3 separate regions of the Homo sapiens genome follow, and all the other regions are linked to region 3. Evidence: chromatin loops called from intact Hi-C (ENCODE). Cell type or tissue: heart right ventricle. All regions are shown on one strand. Each heading gives the region's core, and the rest is flanking DNA. Links, peaks and the distances in the headings are about the cores only. Region 1 has its middle 39 kb from the start of IFRD1. Region 2 has its middle 15 kb from the start of LSMEM1. Region 3 overlaps DOCK4 (dedicator of cytokinesis 4).

Region 1 (8,458 bases), core at 3,041-5,540, 460 kb before region 3:
ATGTAGCAGAGACAATTCAGGAATGCTATAAGATATAATAAGTTGCTAATCATAGGATGCAAGGGGTAAATACAAAAGATGCTTGAGAACAGACAGATGTTATAAACTAGAGTCACCAGGTCATGGATATCTTGATGAGAAGCAGGGGATCTAAAGCTAGATTTTTATCTCTGGCATAAAAGTTGTTGAGGAGGCATTTGCCAAATGGACCCAAAAACGAGCAGGATGGAGGATGTATATCTGTGACCCACGGGGTGTGTCTGATTGGCATGTTCTAAGAAAGATCTCAATTTAGCCAGCAGAGGGCAAGAGAACACAGAAACCATTCCAAGATTTATGACCTGAAGATTGTTTGGAATAGAAGGATTGTGTAGGTGTCTAAGCAAAAACAAATCACAAAAACAGTTACGAATCTGGCTCTTTTGAAACAATATATTTTAAAACTACATATCTAAAGAAGAGATTGACTACTGTTGGCACTGCAATAAATTCATGCCTTTTTATAAAAAGTCAGAATTTATTTAAACAGTGCATGCCTTTATAGATCCATAAGTGCTTGACAAAATATGGGAACCTCTTTGGAATATTTAACCTAGTATTTTAAGAAACATTTTTATTTGAAGATCCCAGATAAACTGAAACATTTATAAACACACATAGCAGTGATTTATTTTCTAAACCTCAGAAATAGGCTTTTTAAAAGAATGAGAGTCTATCATAAAGGTAGCATGTTATGACATTTGTTAAATAGATGAATTATTCAAAACAAACATATATGTAGTCTATCAAGTAAGAAAGAGTGAAAGAAGCACCTGCCCTTTCCCATAGATATAGGGCAAATGCAGGGTTAGACGTCAGCAAAACCCAGAGGCCAGTGGCCATGTGTCTGCTCCCTCCGATGTCCATCAGCTCCTCCTTTTATGCCGTGCCCCACACCCCCACCTCCATTGCTAAAAGCATGCCAACTATTCAAATAAACTTTCAAGCCCACAGACTCCAGACCCAGGTAGAGAAATGGCAGCAGGCTTCCATCGGGCATTCTAAATGTGCTGTTCACACACTTAATCTGGGTTGACAACAAGATTAAAAAAATCCCCTGGACTGGAAGCCTGGAAACCTGGATTATGGACATTATCCAGTAAACTATTGAAACTTTCTGGTCCACAGTTTTTGGCTTTTCTTTTAAATCTACAAAATAAAGGTGTGAGGTTGGATGATCTCAAAGATTTCTACAAACTCATAGGTCCTAAAATTCTATTTATTTTATCCCCAGTTTGCAGTTAGTTCTCCATCTCAGCTAACATGGGAGCTGATAAGAGTGTAGGATGCTGGTCTCCATTCAAGAAAACACATAATTTAAGAAAGAAATCTTGAACACTCTAGGAATAAGCTTCACAAATAGAATTTCAGACTGAAAGCGGATAATAAATTTATTTTATTTATTTTATACGCTAGATGAGAATGGTGATACCCTTCAAACCACACATTTAAAGCCCAACTTCAATTGTGAATACAGGCTGCTTTTACACACCCCCAGGCTTTACTGAACTATACTCCTTAGGGCTCTTAGGGCACTGTGCAATCGAAGTGGCAATCAAGAAGGCAGCAATTAATAGAAGGTAGGATGGCCAAATTCTAATACTCCTCCAGGCAGCAGCATGGAGAAGCATTACCTCCTACTCAGACTTTCGACCATCTGTAGCAGCTGGAACGCATTCAGCTCTAACTAACAGAACATTCAAGTGCAGAGGCTTAAACCTTAAGAAACAAGAAGTTCAGAGCTAGGCTCTTCCAGGTATGGTCAGCTCTCAGGGGTCTCATCCACAGAATTAACACCTCATGGTTACAAGATGCCTGCAGCCTCACAAAACAGCTCCATAAAGCAGGAAGGGATGAGAGTGGGCAAATGTAACTTTCTTCTCATGCAGCTCTTGCTTTATCAGGAGGAAAGTCTTTCCTCCGGCACACTTGCTCTTATATTTCATGAGCCAGAACTAGGTCACAGGCCTTCTCCATGGCAAGGGAACAAGACTTCTTTTCCTGTCTTAAATCGGTCCTGGGTTCATACCCTAAGGCTGCAAAAGTATATTTATTATTGCTACTATTGGGCCCATTGCTGCAGAACAAAGAATCCTGCTTCCAAAAGTGAAATGGGGGAAGGATGCTTATTCAGTGGCCAATTAATCATTTCTTCCAAATGATTTCACAAAAGCCTAAGGACAGTGTTTCTCTGCTAGATTACAATAATGGCCAGATTTAAGCCCAACTGTGGCACTGAGAGATTGGAAATAAGAAACAGCTATTGGTGGAGTAGATGATCAATGCTATTTTTGTCTCATTGAATTGAAGTCAACTAACCTGAGGTAGCTGGCATTCTTTGCACACCAGGTTTCATAGATTTCTCCAGTGCTTTTTCTGATCTTTTATGAGATAAGAATCCATAGGCTGCTAATTGATTCATTACCAACTCACTGCTGTGATTACAGAAGAGCCTAATGATTTTCAGTGAACAAGATCCAGAGAATAAGACTCAATGTGAAATAGTTGAGTTGTGGGGAGCCATAGATTATAATCCAGGACACATGATTTTCAATACTAAAATTAGGAAATCAAGCAAGCCCATTTCTAAGACCCTTTCTTCAGTACTTTTCTATACTCTAGGAATCTTTGGAACTGAGAGAAAATTAGCATTTAAGAGTAATTTATAATGACTTTAGTAGAGAATGGAGGTAATAAGGCGAAGGTCAAGGACACGAGTCTAGTTTAGAACAAATTTTGTTAAAATCAGACATCCATCACAGTCCCATCTAACCAGCAGTGGCATACTCTTGATCATGTGAAATCTGAGAAAAAAAGTAAAACTATATCAGCAAAACTGCTCCCAAATGGAGGGGAAAAAGCCAATTCAAATGTATATACCAATGATAATATCTAAAGACCATATTGTCAGTATATATCTAAATAAATTAAATGAATTGATGCCTTTTTAATGTTTAAGTGTTTTCTCTCCTATTTTGCACGTTTCCCTGATTTGATGAAGTCCTAGAAGATTAAAGTGCATGTTAATGCCACATCCCAAAAGAACCTCTGGCATTCAAACTTTCAAGTGCAGACAATCTAGTCACACAGAACCGTTGTTTGTCTCATTCTGTGTTCTAATGAAGAGCAAACACTGGCTTGTGAAACTCTTTTTCATTATCGGAAACCAGATAAGCCAATGGGGGAAACACACCATTGTGCTTTCCTTTTTATATCCATGCCATTGCAATATACACCCAAACTCCAAGTTGGGGCATTTGTCTATGATTGCCTGGATTTTTCTACTTGAACAAATCCAAGTTGGTTTTTGAATGTGTGAGCAACAGCAACTTGCTTTTCCTGTTGTTTTCCTTTTCCTCACTTCACTTCTTCTTCACTTCACTTAAACACCTTTGTCTTAGTCAATTGGGGCTACTATAACAATATACCATAGACTGGGTGACTTAAACAACAAACATTTATTTCTCACAGTTCTGGAAGCTGGGAAGTCCAAGGTCAAGGTGCCAGCTGCTTGGGTTCTGGTGAGGGCCCTCTTTTGGGCTTACAGATGGCTGCCTTCTTGCGGCATCCTCATAGTGAAGAGAGAGAGAAGTCCGTGGTCTCTTCTTCCTCTTATAAGGGCACTAATCCCATTCATGAGGCTTCACCCTCATTACTTCCCAAGGGCCCCACCCACTAATACCATCACATTTAGGGGTTAGGGCTTCACGATATGAATTTTGCAGGAGACATAAACTTTCAGTCTACAGCACCCACCAGAGGAGTTTTAACATATTTAAGTTCTACTTTTCCCCTCTATTGCTTAATTTATTGTATTTCTCTTTTCTTTCTGTTGAAAGAAGAATCTGTGTTGAGCAGGCTGCCAGATTATTCCAGAGAATTGATTGAAGATATTTCCTCGGGAAGACTTTCTTGGCAGATAGACAAAATGCATCCTGTATGTTTCTGCAGCAGCCCATAGAGTGCAGCACCGCACTACTCGCTCCCTCCCAGGACGAAACTCTATGAGTTGTCAAATTAATTTCTTCTTTCTAAAATGCATAACACAGTCCTTTCTGGGCTTCTATCTGTTCAAGAATTTAGAACCAGAACTTTAGACAAAGGGATTTTAATTGCATGCTGATAAAATGTCAAAACTATTGTGCATAAAGTAACTGTGCTTTTTTATTTTTTTGTACAATGCCTCAAGGATTATGAGAGAGATTTGCCCCTGTGAGTGAAATCCATTTTGTAACTCATCAGAAAATCTTTAACCTATGAGCTAATTCTTATAATCTCCTCTATAAGCCATTACACTGTGTCTTTCCACCTTCTAGATCGCACAGTTATACAATAAGTTAAAATGAGTGGTCTGCAAATTTGGTTAACCCATTGCTAACTTCAAGTAGTGATTTTTATCTCCCTCTGAAAATCTGAATGATGAATAAGGACTGTTGCTTGTTTGGAGAAGTTGCTTATTTCACAGGACACAGCTGTTACGCCTCATGTTAAACTGTGAAGAGCTGCATCAGAAGGTCACCTTCCCGAACTGTCCTTCCTACTTTAAAAAGAAAATACCCAGAGAAGACAACAAGGATGTGGCTTGACTTTCAAGGCCATCCAGTGAGATAAAAGAGTTTCTCCAGGTGATGGTGGGAGTTTTCAACCAAGGCATAGGTGTTACCATTGGTACCCAGAATAGTTGGGGGGGTTGGGGGGCAACGCTGCTGGGTTTACAGAACAATTGCTAAGGCACCAGCAGGATACCTAGAAATACACACTCATCTTCCCAAAGACAAGTTTTTATTTCTATCACAGACACAATCTCTGAGGCAGCGATTAGTGAGAAGTAAAATTCAAAAAAACTAAGGCATTTTTCATTGTCTTTAGTATTTAAGAAAAAGGGTCCCCAAATATTTCCATTTGAGATGACAAAGTGCTCTTCAGTCATTTAGCTTACTCTTCAGTTCAGATGACTTATCATCTTGATTTCAGAGAGTTCATATATGTCTGTTTTAAAAAACTGGTTCAAAAAGTCTGAAGTTACGAAACTAAACCAAATATGCATTACTCTCATGTCAAATTACAAGCTCTTAGCTGCTGGGATTTTTTCACATGCAGCCTGGAGCCCTTGAAAACCTCTGTTTTCTGTTAGACTCTCCAGGGTACACAGAAGTTGCCTCATTATTTTAGTTAATGGTGACTGCAAATAAGCCCCCCAAGTCATTTAACTATGTGCTTACCACTGCTTTAAAAGAACCCCAAGTTAGGTCCTCATGTAGGTAAAGGAGCTCCCTTCACATATATGTGTTCCTAAACTTGTCAAAGATTGTAGCAAAGCAATTTAAAGCTAAGATAAGGGTAACTCTCAATACAAGATTATTTTGAAAATGCTTAAACAAGCATTTTTATTGAAGTCTAGCATACATACAGAAAAGTATAAAAATATTAAGAGTATAGTTCAGTGAAGAAATACTATGAAGGAAATGGATCAAGGAAGACTTTACTGAAGGAGGTGTCAGGCTACAATGAAATGTTTTAGGGGGAAAAGGAGGCTGGTGAAGGGACTGCCATGAGACCAAAGTAAGAAACTTGACACATGTCCCCCAGAGTTTGAAGAACACAGAGATTGTTACCTGATTCTCGCCCAAAAGGGTGTGAACCGAGGGACTGTATGGAGCTGCCAGAGCAAGAACAGAGAACTATGGCTGAGCCAGCAGCATTCCTCCCAATGGTGGACAAGGGTGTTTGCTTTCCATGGACCAAATTGACATCACAGAGGGCCATCAGACCAGAACCATCTTCAGAGGACCCTGCTCAAGAGGATGCCGGCAGGGACGAGGAGACCCCAGGTGAGGACTTTGGAATAGGACCAGAGGGGAAGTCATAAGAAATCAGACACAAGGACAGTACCTGGGTCAGAAAATAGTGTAATAAGAAGATCTTTGGTGGGTGGTGGCAGGGGGAGGGCTGTCCTCAGAAGTGCCCCAGGAGAGAAAAGAAAGCCTGGCATTTGGACATTCCCTATAACAAGTGCATTTCTTTTTTGTTTGTTTGTTTTTAGAGACAGGGTCTTGCTCAGTCACCCAGACTGGAGTGCAGTGGCACAATCATGGCTCACTGTAACCTCAAACTCCTGGGCTCAAGTGATCTCCCACCTCAGCCTCCAGAGTAGCTAGGACTACAGGCATACACTACCACGCTTGGCTAATTTTTTTTTTTTTTTTTTTTTTTTTTTTTGTAGCAATGAGGTCTTTCTATGTTGCCCAGGCTGGTCTCAAATTCCCGGCCCCAAGTGATCCTCCCACTGTGGCCTCCCAAAGTGCTGAGATTACAGGTGTGAGCCAGCATGCCCAGCCCACAAAGGGCATTTGATTTCTGAGAGACAACTATAAACAGCAAGAGCTAAATTAAAAGGCAGGAGCTTCTTGTCCTGCCATCCTCTTCCACATTCAAATCCTAGAGGAGACAGAGGCAGGGAGTGAGGAAGGGAAAAGATAGACCCCTATGTCCCTCCCCATTGCTGCTCTGGGCAACTGCAGGTCAGACCCACAAAGGGTAGGGGTGGGGAAGTTTTCAGCTGAACTAGACTTTTTAATACCTGAAAACAAGACTGTTCTAATAACTGAAAGAGACCAGAAACAGAGGGCATGTGCCCAAGATGTCCACAGGGCAAGAAAAGAAAATCCAACACAGTCTGTTTGAGGGCAGCTCATTCCATAATGTTAGTTTGAACATCCACAGGCAATCATTGAAAAAAGCCTATTGGCCATCACAAAGTTGATCTGCTACCTGGGAATGTTTGGATTCTTAGGCAGGATTTGGGGTGAAATGGAGAAGCTTTTAATTAAAGTCAAAAGATAAGAGCAGTGTGACATCAAGTTCTTCCTGCAACTTCAAAGCAGGAAAGCTTAAACTGACAGCTTGGACATCTTAACCATCCTAAGAGTAGCCAAAAGTATTTATTAAGTATAGTCTAGGTTCTCTCTAGGAGCTTAAGTAGGAATCATCTGCTTCACAGGTTATCCCTTACCTACCTGGCCCTGTCTCACCACACCATATTTCACTCCAGGGGCCTCACTTTCAGAGGCATGTAGCCTAAGAGTAATATAAAACTTGTAAACAGAAGGAGATTCAAAGCCCTGAGAAACGAGCCAGTGGAAGGAACCTGGGATGTTGAGGTCCATTTTGTGAGCTGTGCCCCTGTCTCAAGAAAGCAGTCGTTGTGTGCCTTCAGGTGGCACGCCCAGGTACAGTGTGAATTTTGGCAAGCAGGTGTGTGTTTTGTCTTTGGAGCCTTTGTATGGAAATGACTGCTAGCTGTCTTTTAGGAGATGTTACCCTAAGGCTTAACAGGCTGTGATTCCAGCCTGGGAGCTCCTTTGAAATGTCCAGGTCAACAAGTACATGATTCCTCAGACATTAAATTAGAACTCAAAGGTGAGATAAGAAGCAGGCAAGAAATAGAATTGCATGTCCTAGGGCCTTGTTCTCCTAGGTCTGCCTTTCAAGGAAGAAAAATGTTCAGAATTGGCATATGGGAGTGAAAGGGAGGGATTGTGGCTTCCAATACATAGTAAGGTTGGTCAGAGCCAGAGGAGTGAATCTTGGTAAATCTAAACAGATCAAATAGAGTTCAACTTAATCATTTCAAGATTTTTTTTTTAAGGTCCTGAATTCCCATATTTCAGTTGACATCACCCTTGGAATTCTACAAAAATATGGGGGTTTCTGGTCCCAGGGCTTCTTCGCCTTTGCAGGGAGAATGGTCAACAGTACCAAAGCAAGGCCACTGGAGTCCCAGACAGAACCATTAGCTTTTTCTCATTAGCCATTCAGCCATCTTCAGGATGTCACAATTGAGACCTGTGGGGCACAATTATGAAATGTAGGAAAATAAGACCAAAAACTCTTGGGCAATGTTTTTGTCAAGTAACATCTTAAATCTCACATTCATCTAAGAACTTTGCCTCCCACTTCTTGTTCTTATTTTTCATAGCATCTGTAACATTTCAAGAATAGGCATGAAAAATAAACTCCTTTTATGCCCTTTAGAAGAATCATTTCAAAACCTGCTTGGTAGATATACAGCAGTGATTTAAAATGGAATATCCACCCTAACTAGTATTCTGTCTTTTGGTGCAGGGGTGATCCACCACCATTATTAGAGGATTTTTGAGCTGATTTACTTTTCACCAGTAGTGGTGATATGTTTAGACTCATCCACTCAAGACTCCCATAGTAAGTGCATTTCGCAAGGCAGCCTGCTAAGCTTAGAAATATAATCAAGCCCTGAAGAAGAGAAAATCCACATAAGGAAACAATAATTATTAATAATATTTATTGAATTATTGGTATGTGCCAGGACCTGTTCTAGTGTTTTATTTACATGCATAATTGCATTGAATCATCACAGTAGTTTAACGAGGTAGGAACTATG
Region 2 (8,458 bases), core at 3,552-6,051, 540 kb before region 3:
AGTGTTGAGAACATTAAGATCTAGACACAAATGGGTGACATCAGGCACAGTTTTAATTGTCCTTTCATATTAAGCATGATAAATTCATATCCATACCTATCTATGGCAGTCATTCAAACTCAGAAATGATGTCTTTTCTCTTCCAACAGGTCTGTGAAGCAACTCCCATTCTTTTAGTAGATTTTGAGTTTGCTTTTTTTTTTTTTTACAAGGAATAAACAACAATTCTGTTTCTTTATAGATATAGATTTTCCAATGCTTTGTTTAGTTTGATTACCCAATCCCAGGCAATAGTCTTGAAGGCACAAAACCTGCTTTAGAAATTACAGACTGAGGCAATAGAGAAGAGAAGGGAAAGAGAGGGAAGTCAGAAAGCCAAAAATTATAATAAAATACAGAAATAAACAGCTATGAGGAAGAATTTAATATCATATGCTATAGATCCATGATGTGTTTTTAATTTCTAATCACTCAGATGAACTATGGAAAACCACCATATTCATCCATAAAATATCCTTGACTGCCAAAAGCAGAATCCTGGGCTAAATATCTGACCCAATATGGGTGGACTTTCTTTTCTTAGGTCAAAAATTAAGACCAAAGAATAAGTTGGTATGGAGCCAAAGAAAATAAATAGTCAAAAATCAATCAAGATTCAACTAAAGGTGAGTGCTAAAATAATTGGAAGTAAAACTACACCTAGGAAGCTGATACAAAATGGATGTAGGAAAAGCTTGAAAAAGGAAATGCCAAGTATACTGGGTCAGAAGCCAACCATGAGAAAAGAGTGGGTCTAATTTAGAGCATAACAGTTGCTGGGGGGTTAGCGAACCATCCAGTTATAAGCTGGGTCTCCTAAGATCAAGGCAGCCTAAGCTCTGCCTTCACATCCATGGCTCCTAGATCACCACACTCCATTTTAAACACTTTATTTGCTGAGGAAAAAATGAAAATTGGAAGGCATCCAGAGAAAACTAAAATGACCGTAGAAGGACAGTTTAAAAAAAATGTAAATGAATTAAAGATGGAAAATCTGTTTAAAGGACAACAAATGCAAAGAAGAAAGAATGTAGGAATGAAAGAATGTAGTGCACATTCAAATTTCTAACAAAAAGGATGAGAGCAGGCAGACAAAAAAACTAAACCCGGAGTGGTGGCACAGCCCAGTGGCGCAATGGCTCACACCTGTAATCCCAGCACTTTAGGACGCTGAGGCGGGAGGATCACTTGAGCCCCGGAGTTTGAGACCAGCCTGGGCAACAAAGCAAGACCCCATTCCTACAAAAAAACTTTTAAAAAATTATTCAGGAATGGTGTCACACACCTGTAGTCTCAGCTACTTGGGAGGTTGAGGCAGAAGGATTACTTGAGCCCAGGAGGTCAAGGTTTCAGTGAGCTATGATAGCACCATTTCACTCCAGCCTGGGTGACAGGTCAAGACCCCGTCTCAAAAAAAAACAACAACAAAAAAAGAATTAAACCTGGAGAAACCATAATGCAAAGACGTTCAGGGTCTTGGGCAAAACAAACCAAAAGACCAAGACGGTGTAAATCACAGGGAACATAGCAGAGCTTTATGAAGAAGAGAGGACTTACTGGCTGGGTATTTCTTTTTCTAAACTTCGTAAGTCAGGAATTGAGCTGAACACTGCAGAAAATGTCAGGAACACACAGACTTTCTTGTCTGTCAAATCTCTAAACTAGAGCAGTTTCTTCGGTTGTCAGCCTGTGCAGTTGCAGAGGACACTGTGCTTGGTTTAATATTCTGCTATTGCCATCTTGAAATTATTAAGAATTTATAAACACGGGGCCTGCACTGCATTTTCATTTTGCACTGGGCTCCACAAATCACATAGCTGATCCTGCACTAAATTCAGACTGTAAAGAATTCCACCACAGGCCAGGCGCAGTGGCTCATGCCTGTAATCCCAGCACTTTGGGAGGCCAAGACAGGCAGATCACTTGACGTTAGGAGTTCAAGACCAGCCTGGCCAACATGGTGAAACCCTGTCTCTACTAAAAATACAAAAAAATTAGCCAGGCGTGGTGGCAGGTGCCTATAATCCCAGCTACTGGGGAGGCTGAGGCAGGAGAATAGCTTAAACCCAGTAGACAGAGGTTCCAGTGAGCCGAGATCGCACCACTGCGATCTCCATCTCAAAAAAAAAAAAAAAAAAAAAAAAAAGAATTGCACCACTACCAGCAAAATGTCTCTTTTGTCCTACATCTGAAAACAAAACAAAACAAACAAAAACCAGACAAATTTGAGTAGAGAGTAAAGCAAGAACAAGGACAATCTATTCACCTCCTTTTCCTGCAAGACCCCCTTTCTGTCTCACCTGCTGACTGAGCTCCCCCTCATCATCCTTCCCCAGGACAGCAGCTGCAAAGTCAAGGAGAGTGGACCTTGACTGGACGAGCTGCATCATCAGAGTCCACTAAGCAATGGATTCCTCCACAAAGGTCACTATAAGTTAAGAAAAGCTTTCCCTGGTCAACTGACATCTCTAATCTTTCCAGGTTAAATCATTCTTCTTCATGAAGAATCCACAATCCACCTTTGAGGAGTAAACAGATGCATTTGCAAATAAGAGAAAGCCTAGGAAAATTAGAGGTTTCTTATCCCCAAGCAATTTTAATAAGGAGGAAACTGTAGGAAATACATATGTATATAAATACATTCCTAAAAGCTACTGTTTCTTTACTCATTTATTCAAAAAGCCTTCTGTCTGCCAGACACTGCTAGGCACTAAGGTTTCAAGGATGAAAAAGAGAGACATGGTCTCTACCCTCGTGGTGGTTACAGCCCAGTGGAATGCTGACTGTGAACCAGGAGTTATGCTAAGTGTTTCACAAACACGTGATCTCCTTTCAACCACTATAGGGTCAATGTTATCACCCTCATTTTCAGAGAGGAAGGAACTGAGAAAGAGGTTAAGTTTCCTTCCCAGGCCACACAGCTTTTAAGAATCAGAACTGAGATTCTAATCCAGTTCACCTGACTCCAAAGTCCATCTGGTGCCTGAAAATATTAGGGTAGGACTCCTTGAGGAAGCAAAACCAAAAACATTTTAGAGGGTCTGTTTGAGAAGACTGGATACATGCAGGAGGGATGTTGAAATGAAGGGATTAGAAAGAATATCCCAAAGAGAAGGGACTCTCTGAACAAAGACATCGTGGAAATAGCATGCTATAAAGAACCTACAAAGCAGGATTTGGGAACTATTAAAGATTTTTTACTAGGGAGGGTATAGATTTACATTTTTAAGAAGGTTATTCTAATGGCCTTGTGGAATGAGGACTCGAAAGAGACAAACCCAGAGTCTACGAGACCGGTGGGAAGTCTGTTGTGATCATGTGGACAAAACACAATTATGGGCTTAAGTAGAGCACAGACAGTAGGGATAGGGAGGAAGGGATGGATTTGAGAAATGTTTTAGCAGTTGGAAAGGGACAAATTGACTAGATAGAACATGGTCCCGGGTTAGGAATAGGAGACTGAATTAAGGACAGAGGTTAGTTCTTAAAACAAGCAGTTTACCTCGATGTGAGTCTTGAGGAAAAGCTAAAAGTTAGGGTGAGGTTGTAGGCAGTTCTGTAGAGACATCCAGAGAAACTCTCTGGATGGCTCTGTTATTCTCTCTAAAGGTAGGGTGACCAACTGTCCCAGTTTGCATGGGGCTGAGGGCTTTCCTGGGATAGCAGTTAGCTTATTGTCTGCTCAAGGAGATATCTGCCCTCCCCTGAACCATTCCAGCTCTTATTTTCTGGGCCATAAATTTGGGCACTTAACCATGTCTTCTTTCTTATTTTGCCATTGTGTGGTAACCTTGCTTCCCCACTTAGAGATAAGGTCCATGAGGGATGCACGTCTACATGATGAAAGCGTCTGGAGCTTAATAAATTCCTAGTGCTTCACGAGAAGATTCTTCCCAGAAGAGGCCTGAAGATAAGGTTACCTTGTGCAGACCTTCCTAAAAGTGGGATTGGAGAGCTCCCTTCTGAGGAAAATTCCTCAAATCCAAAAGAACCATCAGCCCCTCTCTAGAGCCAGCAGAAGGTCTTGTCTGGACCTCAGACTCTGCTTTCCCCCTTCTTTCTGCAAATAAAAAGATTAGCCACTCTCATAAATCCAGTGCTTACCAAGTGCTAGGCATCATTTTGTTCGATCATCACAGCAACTCTGTGAGATAAGTGTTATTCCCATTTTATCGAGGAGCTGACCAAGGCCCAGGAAAGGTAAATAACTTAGCCAAGCTCACACAACTTGTGAGCAGCAGAGCCAGATTCAAAGACAGGTCCTTCAATTCCAAAGTCCACAGTTTTCACCACTGTCTACACAGCCCTCTTAGCCTACTCATGGCCATTTCCTCCAGTTGCAGCTCCCAGTTGTTCTAGGTCTGATGCCACCATTTGCTCTCCCTCCAGTATCCCACACATACTCTATCCTCTCACTTTCCTTCTTTCTTTCAAATGGACCTCCTTCGCTTGAAGTACCCAACTGCCACCAGGTGTCCCTCCTCTCCTATTAGTGAACACCACTTTGCTGTAATTGCAAATCAGAGGCAATGCAGACAGCCTGGAAACTCTTCCAAGCTTAATTCAATTAAACAAATTCACGTTATTGAGCAATGTACTAACACGCTGGGGATGCCCAGACCAGAATCAAACAAAGGGAACAACACAAATACACGATTACAAGGCAAAATCTAAGAGGTTCAAATGAAGTTCTAGGCTCAAAAGAAGAGTGAATTGCATCAAGTTGGTGGGAAAACATTTATAAAATATTCCTTTGTGATTTTTACCAAGTAATATGGAAAGAACCTGGGTTTTCTAGCATCTCTACTGAAAGTTTTCTTTAAAAGGTCCCAGACTGAATGTCAAAGGCTGCCTCATGTCTTTCGTCAGTGTTTTTCTGAGTCTATAAAAAACTGTTTTTGAGCCTCTACATAAGTTTACAGTAATTCAGAAGCTGACCCTGACTTATGAATATTAAAGAAGTTTGCTAGGTTTGAGAAGGGGACACAGAGTAGAGTTCTAATTTAGTCTGATTCTGGCGATATTGAAAATCACTTTAGGGAATGACAAATTAGACATTTTTAGCATTGGAGAAGCCTTAATTGAATTATTAACTGGTTTTCAATTGTTTGGTCTGCTCCATTTGTTCATTAAACAATAAATGCTCTGTGGCAGCAGCACTGCACATTCAGAAGGAATGTTCCTAATGAAATAAGCCTGTTACAACTCATTACTTTGGGAATTCATGCATGAAAAATGAATCAAGTTTCAAAATTTAAAAGGGAATAGATGAGGCCAAGAAATGAAGAAGAATTAGGATCATGACTCTCTAAATTCAGGACTGCATTTCTCACAGATCATTTGTTCTTTAGCCACTTGGGAAGACATGAAATATCTCATGCCTGCCTCCATCTAAGAAGACTTCAAACACTGCCTGCCGCCTTGCAGGTGGGCTCTATATTTCATGCCATGGCTGCTGTCTCTGTTCTTATCCACCTTCACATCCTGCTCCCCACATTGCTGGCCAAAAAGCAAATGTCTACAGAAGAATTCCCAGCCATGTTAATGTTAATACTAATCTTGAAGGGGGAAAAAAAAGAGAAAATGAAGAAATGAAACAGAAGTAAATGCTTCCTTGAATTTCTTTCTGACCGATTATGTGACTTCTTTTGATTTCCCTTAAGTGGTGAGGGAAATTCAAGGGTAACACAAGTTTTGTCCAAATTGACTCATTTGCAAAGACAGAAAACTCAGCTAAATTTAAGACAAATTTTATTCTTTGCCGTTTTAGGAGTTGCACTATACTACATAACAGCCTATCTCTGCTCACTTTAACACTTGGTTTTGCTCCTCAGCTCCTGAGGAATAAATCAATCACTTGTCTCAGTTCATGGTGCATGACTGTCATTGGTTCCAATTGATTATTGAATATTTTAATATTGGTTGATTACATTTTTAATCCCACTAAATCTGAAGAGTAGAGTTGTTTCTAAGTCACTTATACGGCTAGATCAAATAAGGGACATCTGACCATCCCCAGAAGGGAATGTCAATCTTCTCCTATCACAGGGTCTAGAAAACGTCTTCAGAAGAAGACTCAAGACAGGAAGTTCCCACTCAAAATGATGGGACTTGGTGGATCCTGATGTAATTGATGTGGGTGGGATCAGGCAGGGGTGAGTCTAATGTGAGTCTAATGAGTCTAATTAGACTCATTAGGGGTGAGTCTAGGTGAGTCTAATGCCTAAGGGTCTCTCCCTTAGGCAGAGACCCGAGCAGCACTACTTTTCTCAACCAGATCTTCTCAGGCTCTCTTGGGGCAGTACGTAGAGCAAGCCCCTTGCCTGGGATCTCCTCGGGTCCCTCACCCTTCGGAGTTCCCAGGTGCTTGCTCAAACCTGCTATCAAAATAGCCCTCAACAGCCCCATAAACTGGAGCCTAAGCTCCGTGCAGTTGAGGAGGTCAAGACAAGTGGGACCGGAGGTACAGGAATGGGATGGAAATAAAGAGAAAATAAAAATGAGTGAAGGAGGAAGTGACAGGGATATGTTCTTCTGAACATATTTGGGGGTTCTTTGACAAGAGATTACTAGTGTTGCCTAAACATTCAAAATAATATCTACAGAATGGCCACCCTCTTTAATATACAATTTAAGTTCATTTAATTTTTTAGTGACCTGTAAACAACACAGAGACTGAAGGGCTTTGTGTCAACTCCCTTATTCTTACCAGCAGCAACACCCTCCCATGATACAGAAGAAAATGCTGAAAGTCAGGGGAATTAAGGAACATGATCAAGGCCACACTGTTACTCGTGCATAGAACCAGAATCAGAACCCAAGTTTATTCTGAATCCGTTATCTGTCCAGCCACCCAAACCGAGCACCAGAATCATCACAGCAGCACTTCATAACAGGAATTCCTAGTCCCACCCCATGCCTGCTAAGTCAGAATAGCCAAGGCCACAGTCCAAGAATCAGGGTCTTTCCAGCCTCTCAAGTGATACTCGGATGGGCACACTGAGGAACTGCTATTTCTGATTCATGATTACAGATCACTACTGGTTGCCTGTACATGGCTTATTTGCATGACCAGATCAGAAGCCTCTTTGAAGGGACCATGATTTCCCTGCCTCTGACACCCTTTGTAGTGTCCAGCACAGCATGGCACCACTGCTGGGCACAGTGTATATGCCTAGTACCCATTTATCAAATGGAATTTTCTTCTGTGTTGTTTTTTCATGTGCTTTTTAAAAAATCATTTTCATCCTCATAAAAAGTAGAATTACATTTCTGTAATGTTTTCCCTATGTAAAAAAAAAAAATTACTGATAAGTCATCTTCACCAAATAAGTGGCTGCACGGATTCCAGTAAGAACATTTTTATGTTTCCTTAAAAGAAAATACACTGCCTGACCACAGTTCTAAGGCTCTCTCTTCTTTTCACAGCTTCTTGGGGCCAAACTCATTCACAGAGGGGATAGATTACCAGTCTTTTCTGATGATCGATCTCTTTTGCTTATCCTTCTCTCCTGAATATAAATAGGGTCATTATGTTAAGCTGGAATAAAATTATTTTTATGCCCTGACTCAAGGAGAACTTGTTTCCATTAATTTTTTTTCTAAGCAATAAAAATTTGTTACAACATGATGGTTTGCACAATATACTCCAAGATACCTCAGTTAGTCCAAATGACATGCGCACCAAGATTCTCCCCTTTTCCCCAGGCTATTGTTACCCAGAACAAAACAGTTGTTTTGTGTTATTTTCATATCTCCTTGTTGCTTTGTTCTTGCTTTGGGGATTGGTGCCCATTGACAGAGTCCTGGCCAGATGACCCTGGTCTATTCCTGAGTGATAAGTTCCCTGTACCCCTTAGGTTGCAGCTCAGTGGCCTTACTAGAAGCCAGGGCCTCCTAGTTCCAGGTAGCTCCAAGATCCAACAGCCTCCAGGTGTCACAGCAGTGCACGGTATGCAGAGCTGGGCCAGGCCCACCTATAGGTGGTTACCAACACAGAACAATTTTGTGGGGCTATAAGAAAATTCTTCCAGGGTCCTCATGGCAGAATACAAAGTACATGACATTGCACCTGGAGTCAGAAGATATGTGTGATCCTCCCATAATGGCTGGCAACATCAGGAAGGGTGTGGAGATAAAGTCTGTTACTAGAACAATCATCTCTCTCTCAGCCTCTTGTGAACACAGCCAAAGTCCAAAGAATGGTGCAAAACTCTCTTTTATTTTCCTATCAGGACATGTCTTGGTTCGGCTGTCCCTTCTATTCCTTTTGCTTCTCCTGGGCCTTACCTTAGTGTCCCACTCCCTCCTCCCAGTGCACCCTGTGGGTCAAGCCCTTAGCCCAGGGCAGACAGACAGGTTCCTGGCTCCATCGCAGGTAGGTAAATGTGGATCCTTATGTTCTTCAGACTAGATCATT
Region 3 (8,458 bases), core at 3,778-6,277:
TACAATTCTAGTTGTTTTCGAAGTTGTAAATTACTGCATCATTATAATGTGTTATTATAATAATAGGTGGCCCGAAATTCCAAGTTGCAGAAAACCAAAAACTCATAGAGTCAGTGTGAACTCAGAACTGACTTTCTCTTTCCCTTTCACTCTAAGCTGTGATTATTCAAGCTACTTGTCTCTTTTTACTTAAATAGTGCAGGATTTTAGAAAGTGACCAGAAGGTCCTCTTACACCTATGCCTGTGTTTTAAAAGATAACCAGATTGATGTTCTTTTCACTAGGATTCGGGTCATCTCTGTCTTTTTTCCTTTGCCCTATGTCTGCTACCCATAAGGTATTCAGAATTATTTAGTTTTCCTAAGTTCCCTACAGGATAAGCTATGGTCACACTTAGCAACCCACCTCACAAGGACTTCTTTGGTATTCAACGCCATTTGTGTTGTAAGATGGTTCAACATTAACAAAGGAATTGTTAATGATGAGTTCTTCTTAGTTCCTTTTCCAAAGATAAGACTTTGCCCACTCATCATCTAGATGTTTTCAGCACCTTGTAGTGCGCCTGACACAGGGTTGGGATTGATGCAGTTAGAGGAAGCTTACAAGTCTTAGATTGTTGTTGAGGCAAAGCATTAAGAGATCATGCTATTATTATCTTAATTTTTGCTATCATCTTTCCACTGCAGTGGGGATGTGCTTATTAAGAAGAGAGAGTACTCAAAGTGTTGAGTGCATCAAAAATGTTTATAGAGTTGTTTCATGTTACACTGTGCTAATAAGAACTGTGCTCTCAGCCCTGTCTCTGGGGAAACATCATTTGCAAACACTGTCATGCTAAAAAAAGTACATAAAAATTGTCAGATAAATGTGTAGCATCTTTCCCTAAGTATTTCCATGTAGAGATTTTTGGACTACAAATTAAATAGAGACTGCATCTTCTTTTTATTTCAGTTGAGCTTTATGAAGTTCACACTGTTCTTGTGGAATTGCTGATGTTCATTCGTTCATTCATTTATTTATTCAGCAAACAATTCTTACTGTCCTTCTCAGGGCCATACACTCATTTGGACACTGGGAACACATCATTGAATAAAACAGGAACAAAAAATTCCTGCCTTCATGCCATTTATTAATATGTTGTAAGACGATTCGAGATTAACAAAGCAATTATCATTGATGCAGTCCTTGTTAGTTCCTTTTCCAAAGATAAAACTTTGCTAGTAGACACAGCTTGTAGTCTACTGATGTTCAAAATACTCAAGCAAGTATTTTTTCCAGGTTGTTTAGTTATATAGTATACCTCTAAGGATTTTACTTGAAATGAACTTTGGGATTTCTAAAGTCTTCTGAACTTGGAGTCATGGCTATCTTTCTTAAATCAACAGTCAGTCAGAATCATTTCCTTAATTCACCAGTTTCTTTATCATCCTTTTGTATGGTGCCCAATATGCAATTTTTATTTTACAAAAGTATTTCACATTTCTTAACAATAAATCAAAATCATTTCCTTATTTCACCAGTTTCTGTATCAGCCCTTTGTATGGTATCCAATATGCGATTTTTATTTCACATGTCTAAAGCAATGGTTCCTAACTTTTTCAGTACCAAAGATTTCTTTTTAGAAGTATATAAACTATAGACTTCAACAGAAAATAATATACCTGTTCTCATAAGCATTAACATTTTCCTATCAGTTAAGCTTTGTAGCTCCCAGGTTAAAAAAGCACCTGATCTTCAAAAAATACAGTTGAATGAGTCATCTAATTAATAAATAGTATTTAATGATGCTTTAGATCATTTTCATTTTTAAAAGTTATAATGAATATAAAGAATCTATCAGTAAGATGTTGTGTCCATCAGTAAAAGCTATTGGAATGGAAATTTGATTTTGGCTTGTAAAGCAAAATGTATCTGAAACAGATCTCAGTCAATTTAGTTTATTTTGCCAAGGTTAAGGGCATGCACCTAGGAGACAGGTCTGTGCCTTTCTCTGAAGATGAGAATATTGAGACTTCATATTTAAAGGGAAAAGGCAGGCTGGAGGGGAAAGAAGAAGGTGGTCACATTACTGAATCCACATGTTGCAAGAGAAAAGAAATAGATAGGGGAATAGTCAATTATGTATTCATCTCACGCTCAGTAAATGAACACTTTACAGACAATAAGGTGAACATAGAGTAACTACCTGTGGAGATATTTAACCTCTTATCTGTAGCTCTCTGCTTAGGAGCAAAAGGAAAGGCAGCTTCTTGCGTGACTCAGCTTTCAGCTTAATCTTCTTCCCTTTGGCAGAGTGAATTGGGGGTCCCAAGTTTTTATTTTCCTTTCACAGACATAATTTCATGAAAAAAAGAAAATCTCTCTAAGATAGTAAATGCATGAACGATTTATTATACTTACTGTTTTTGCAGGGCTTGAATGACATGGATTTTTATACTTATTCTGTGTTTATTTATGGCTTTTCTGCCTTTTTAAGAAACTGCATGCTTCAACTCAGAGTACTTATAAAGAGCTCAGGTTTACTTTACTTTAACTTTCCTTATTATAGACATTCCTAATGAAAAGATGTTAGAAAGGTCAGAATAATTTCTGAATATAGATCAGAGTGATTCTTTTCTCACGAAATGTCAAAGATACAGTGTTTACAATGATCAAATGATATAAATTCCCAGAATGATAAGCAGAACGCATTCTGCCTACATAGAGGCTTTCTCATTTCATGGTCCCTGTTTGTGTTGACCAGATCCTCTCTGTGCCTACTTTTGGTTACTTCTCTAAGGAACTCATTTTTTAGTGAAATTCTTAATGAGTTCTCCAGAGAGAGACTCAAGCAAGTATTTTTCTCAGTTTAGTTATACAGCAGGCCTTTTTCTAAGGATTTTACTTGAAACGAACTTCAAGATTTCTAAGGTCTCAAGTCTTCTGAACTTAAAGTCACAGCTGTTTTTCTTAAATCAACAGTCAGTCAAAATCATTTCTTTAATTCACCAATTGCTTAATCTGGTAACAGCACAGAAGATGTGAAACAGCAGCTGATCTGAACATTATTTATAATTTTAAAGAGTATTATATTCCTTTTTTATTGAATTTTACCTTCCTAAAAACTCTTTCCTAAAATTTTACCTTTCCTAAAAACAGAGATATTTGTTTCAGATATCTTTATTTTTCTGCAAAGACAAATAGCGTGACGGAGAATATTGTACACAATAATCATCCTGACTAGTAAGAAAGAATTGGCTTGTTATTCAAAATTGGCAATGGAATTGGCTATAGTTTAAAAATATGTCTCCTGTTGTGTCATTCAACTAAACCCAAATTCTTTATGTGCCAACAAAGCCATCACATCATTTGGCTGCATAGTCCTCAACACTCAATTATTTGTAAGGTGAATATGGGCTTGAGCATTAATATTTTTAAAAGAAAACATCATCTATCTCCTCTTTAAGTAAACTCTGGAAACAGTTGTATCAGAGATCTTCCTCTTTCCATTTCCCTTTAATCAGAAGAGCTCATGACTCTAACTTTGCTTTAGTTTTAAAATTAGAAAGCACATTAATAATCTTATCTAGGAAGACTTGCTTGAGAAGTTGCTTTCATTTATTGCCAAGGAAAAACTCTGTCATTTGTGTTCTCATGTGGTTGGGAGGAAGAGGGGAAAAGTCTTCGACCCTAAGATACCAGGCGTACATTGCCTGTTTTCTGGTATACATGACTATCATAAAACAGTCAGCAATTCTGATTAATTAAGACTAGGGCTTTTGGGTAAAAACAGTGGTCCTTTAACATGGCTGGGCTTTAAACAAACAGGAAGCTTTTAGGTCCATCCTGACCCAGTCAATCAGGATCTCCAGGGTGGGGCCTGGGCTTTATACAGCTCACCAGGAGAATATTGTACACAATCAGGTTGGTGCGAGGCTCTTTGTATCGGTTCGAACCCTGAGAGCACGCCAACAAACAACACAAGGCAGTGTGGAGCAGTACCCTGTTTTAATGAGCGCCTGGGTGCAGACAGGCCGAGGCCTAAAATGGCATCAGCCCCATGTGAGGACGGGGCAGGGGTTTTATAGCCCTCTGTAAACAGGAAGTGTCCCAGTCTGACATGACAGCTACGTAGTACCCGGACAGTCTCCCTCTCCATCTTCAGGGGGTATGTGTCTTCCGGCCACCTCTCTTCCTGCTTCTGCTATCTTGCTGACGCACGCTGCTGGGTCTTGCGCCTTGGGACTGGGCCTGAGGAGGGAGGAGTTATTCATTCCCTTAAGCTTTCAGGCCCTGGGGAGAATCTTTCAGTTGGGAACCACTGAATTAGAAGGCCCTTGGGTCTCTTCTGTTTACCACTGATCATTCCCTGTACATAGGGCATCTATTCGAATGTCCTTCATCTCTGCCATCATAAGCACCAAAGCCCCGTAGTCCAGCGGCCACTGCAGAACTGCCAGCACACCTTCCAGCTGCTTCCCAAAGTATCTTGCCTGGACAGAGGTAGCACTGGTTTCTTGGGGGCATAAATAGAGCAATTTATAGTGCGGCCTGAGCTTTTCTGAATTGTCCTTTGTTATTCTAGGCGAGACCACAGTAACAGCTCTCTTCACAGTTTTGGGAAGGAAAATAATTTTTTCTTTAACACTCATACATTCTTAGTTGGAATGGTCCTCTTTATCAAAAGACAAATTAAAAAGAGAAAAACAGAAGTTTACTAACATGTATATTTCATACATAAATGAGATATATTAATACATAGGGAATGAGAAATTCTCAAAGAGGTGGCTTTGAATTCCAGCTTATATAGTGTCTTCAAGAAAGAACAGTACATTTTGGAGAAATGACAAGACCAAACAGGACTTGAAGTCTCTAGGGAGGCAACTTCTAGGAAGGCAAATAACTGGCAGACAAAGGCTAGTTGATAAAGAGTGTTGGTAGGGATACCTCTGGTGCCATCTCCAGGCCTGTAACGTTTAAAATTGTCATCTGTGGTTAACCTTTGTTCTCCCTGGTAGAAGAAGGGGCAGGCCCATGACCATGCCACCCTGAATGTGCCTGATCTTGTTTGATCTCAGAAACTAAGCAAGGCCAGGCCTGTTAGTACTTACATGGTCTAAGAGAGGCAAGATTCTTTTTGTTTTTGTAAATCTATGCATTGCCTTTAGGCAATTAGAGGGAAGGCAGAGAGCTTTACAGCACCTACTTCTTAATTGCCTTTAGCTCAACAATTCTTATGCCAAAGAAGTATATTTTGGGGTGCCGTATTCTGGTCTCCCACAGCAGATTATTGGACATATCTTACACTGTTAGGCAATCAGAAAACATTTGACAGAATGCAGGAGAAGCAGTGAAATAGAAACAATTCAGATCACCTTACGTTTGTATTCTATTGCCTTTTAGGGAGAGGCTCTAGGGTCAGCACTGCACCCTGGAACCATCCTCTTAGCTCTTCTCATTATTCCTTCGTCCATCTTACCACCCCTTAGCTTCTGGTGTGTCTCCCTTCACACCTACTCAGTGTAGAATGGGTATTAATTGTTATCCTCACACTCTTCAAACAGCGTAGTTAATTTTTTTTTTTTTTAAGACAAGGTCTCATTCTGTTATCCCAGATATCAGCTCATTGCAACCTCTGCCTCCTGGGCTCAAGTGATCCTCCCACCTGTGTCTCCTGAGTACTTGGGATCACAGGCATGCACCACCCCACCGGGCTAATTTTTTAAATTTTTTGTAGAGACAAGGTTTCACCCTGTTGCCCAGGCTGATCTTGAACTCCGAGGCTCAAGTGATCTGCCTGTTTCTGCCTCCCAAAGTGCTGGGATTTCAGGCGTGAGTCACTGTGCCCAGATTAGCATAGTTCAATTTAAGACAAATGACTGCTTTTTCAGATATGCTACATGGGATTTTTGTTTTTGTTTTTGTTTTTGTAAAATTGGTTTGAGTATAAAAAAAATGACAGTTGTTTTTCCAATTAGTTTAATAGAACATGACCGTCTAAATGTGTTCTCTGTTGTTATTGTTCTTCTTGGAGACCATAAATCTATTTCAATGATATTTAACTGTTGAAAATTATTTTACAAGCGTTCTTTGTAATTTTTTGTGGATTGATTAGCTTGCTAATCTTTCTCACAACATGTTTCAACCGAAGATATTACCCAGTCATATATTTTTGGATAAAAGTACATGTTGTGTAACTTTCATGCTCATTGAATCACTAGACAGTTTTACTTCTTATGTGAGGTGAACTATAAAAGTGATAAATATAAATCCATGCAGAAAGATAGAACAATTTTTATGTGAAATATAAAAATATATTTCATGTAAAATGTCAAAATTTTTGATATTGGCCTTCCCAACTGAAGGGTTACTTCTACTGAGTGGTTTACAAGGAGGCACAGAGGACAGAAGCATCCTACTGAGAAACAGAAGAGAAGCCATCAGGACCTTCAGATCCCTACTGTGCCTCCTATATTATTTGCATGACCAGGAAGAACATTTCTACCACACTATGCTGTGAAACACACTTGTCATCATTAGAGGTCTTTTTGAGTACATCAGAATATCAGTAGTTCAACTGAGCAGTTGGTCACAGGTGTAATTTCCATAAACACAGATATGTTGTGGCTTTTTGTTTTTTTCATTTGGCTTCATGCAGTTTTGTTTGTTTATTCATTTATTTGGTTGATTTTTTTTTTTTTTCGCAGACAGGGACTTTGCTATCTTGCCCAGACTGAACTTGACCTCTAGGCTCAAGTAATCCTCCTGCCTCAACCTCCTGAGTAGCTGGGACAACAGGAGTGTGACACTGTGCTTGGCCATTTGTAATTATTATGTTTTAATTTTATTAAGAATATTCACACAAAAACTCTTGGTTTGTGTGACATAGTTAGTTTTGCTCTTCTTTGTCCATTTCTTTCTTTTTTTTGAGACAAGGTCTTACCCCTGGAGTACACCCCACTGGAGTACAGTGGTGCGATCATGGCTCACTGCAGCCTTGACCTCCCAGGCTCAAGCAGTCTTCCCACCTCAGCCTTCTGTGTAGCTGGGACTACTCAGCTACTGAGTGCCTGGGATTATAGGAATGTGCCACCATGCTTGGCTAATTTTTTTCTTTCTTTCTTTCTTCTTCTTTTTTTTTTTTTTTTGGTAGCGATGGGGTTTCCAATATGTTGACCCAAGTTGGTTTTGAACTCTTGGGCTCAAGTGATCCTCCCACTTCAGCCTCCCAAAGTGCTGAGATTACCAGTAGTGAGCTACCATACCATGCCTTCTTTGGTGCTCTGAGGTGCCCTGTTCTTTCAAAGAGAGGGTTGCATTTTGGTTAAAAGGTGAGACTCTCAAATCAGACTCTGGAATTTAATATCCTGGCCCCATCCTTGACTGACCACACAACTTTGGCCAACTTATCTAATATCTCCTAGCTTCTGCTTTCTCACTGGGATGACAAATGGGCACAACAGTGGTTTCCACCTCCTACTGTGGTGAGGAGAATTAAATGAGAAGAGCTATGTAAGGCATAAGTCATAGGGTCTGGCACAGGGTACACATTTGCCTTTATGATTTTTTCCAGGAATGCTTATTTATGTTCTTATTTCATTATCCTGATTTCATCAAATCATTGTTGGAAGAAGAAAGGTTATAAATAATAAATAATTGTGGTTTGTTTTTCTTTATTTCCAAAGAAATAGTCATTTTTGATTTATAGTATCATGATTTATAATGACTCATACATGGAATTCAGGTGGACACTAAATTTCTCCTGCGGAGAGATTGCCTCTGGAAGAACATGGCAGTATATGGGGAAGTCAAATAATGAGTTTTCTCTGCTGTTAATAATACCAACTCTCATTTCTCAGTGTTTCTAGAAATGTTCTATTTGCTTATTCATTCTGTAAGAAGAGGAAGACAGTATTCTCATTTGAAAACATATCAGTATAGTTTTTTATTACTGTATGTTGAATATAATAAAGATATAAAATGTTCATGAGGACAGCATTAAATGGAATAATCTGGAATCTGGGGTGCCACGAAGTTAATATGAGAATCTCGAGTCAGGTCGTGAGGCATCATGGATTGAAATATCTTTTTGCAGAGTTTCATACATTTCCCTACCATAAAGTAAAGGACATAATGGGAAAGTTTGGAGAGAATTAAAACTTTCCAGTTATTTGAGTGTTATTCTATTTTGTCCTAAAAGATTGTATTTGGTTAGTCTTATCAAACATCTAAGAATACCAAATCATTCACTAGGAGTTGAAGATACAAAAAGGTTAATACTCATGGGCCTGTATTCTAGTTGCTCACCATGTAATAGGAAAGAAACATATAAACTTCTCTTCCACTTAGGAAAAAAGTCTAAATGATGTATGTAATGGAGGTATGCATATCTTGGAAGGACATTTTTTAAGTTTACAAAAACTAATTTTGTCATCTGATCATACTTACCACAGAGTTGCGATAGAACAGACTTAGAATA

What was found. Hi-C counts contacts between places; a loop is a spot of excess contacts. Peaks named below come from ENCODE experiments on the same cell type or tissue, not always from the same donor. Only the 100,000 strongest peaks of a DNase experiment are listed, where the experiment ranks them.
Region 1: it touches region 3 in a loop (5-fold over the local background); 32 of 110 quality-filtered maps call a loop at or near these places.
Region 2: a loop joins it to region 3, with 3 times the contacts of the local background. A loop is called at or near these places in 6 of 110 quality-filtered maps.

What each region holds. Positions count from the first base shown.
Region 1 is chr7:112,406,921-112,415,378 of GRCh38, reverse strand. No RefSeq gene overlaps it. Among named protein-coding and RNA genes, the nearest start is that of IFRD1, 39 kb to the left of the region's middle. RefSeq lists an enhancer at 1-249. In heart right ventricle, for the core only: a CTCF peak has its summit at 3,997; no DNase peak of the experiment used is centred there.
Region 2 is chr7:112,492,092-112,500,549 of GRCh38, reverse strand. No RefSeq gene overlaps it. Among named protein-coding and RNA genes, the nearest start is that of LSMEM1, 15 kb to the right of the region's middle. RefSeq lists a silencer at 3,625-3,838. In heart right ventricle, for the core only: a CTCF peak has its summit at 4,504 (motif pointing right); a DNase peak (open chromatin) is centred at 4,519.
Region 3 is chr7:111,950,317-111,958,774 of GRCh38, reverse strand. The region is part of intron 8 of DOCK4 (dedicator of cytokinesis 4); the gene reads left to right. It also overlaps the pseudogene RNA5SP237. Among named protein-coding and RNA genes, the nearest start is that of DOCK4-AS1, 150 kb to the right of the region's middle. RefSeq lists an enhancer at 6,162-6,700. In heart right ventricle, for the core only: a CTCF peak has its summit at 4,961 (motif pointing left); a DNase peak (open chromatin) is centred at 4,946; H3K27ac peaks cover 1,713 bases.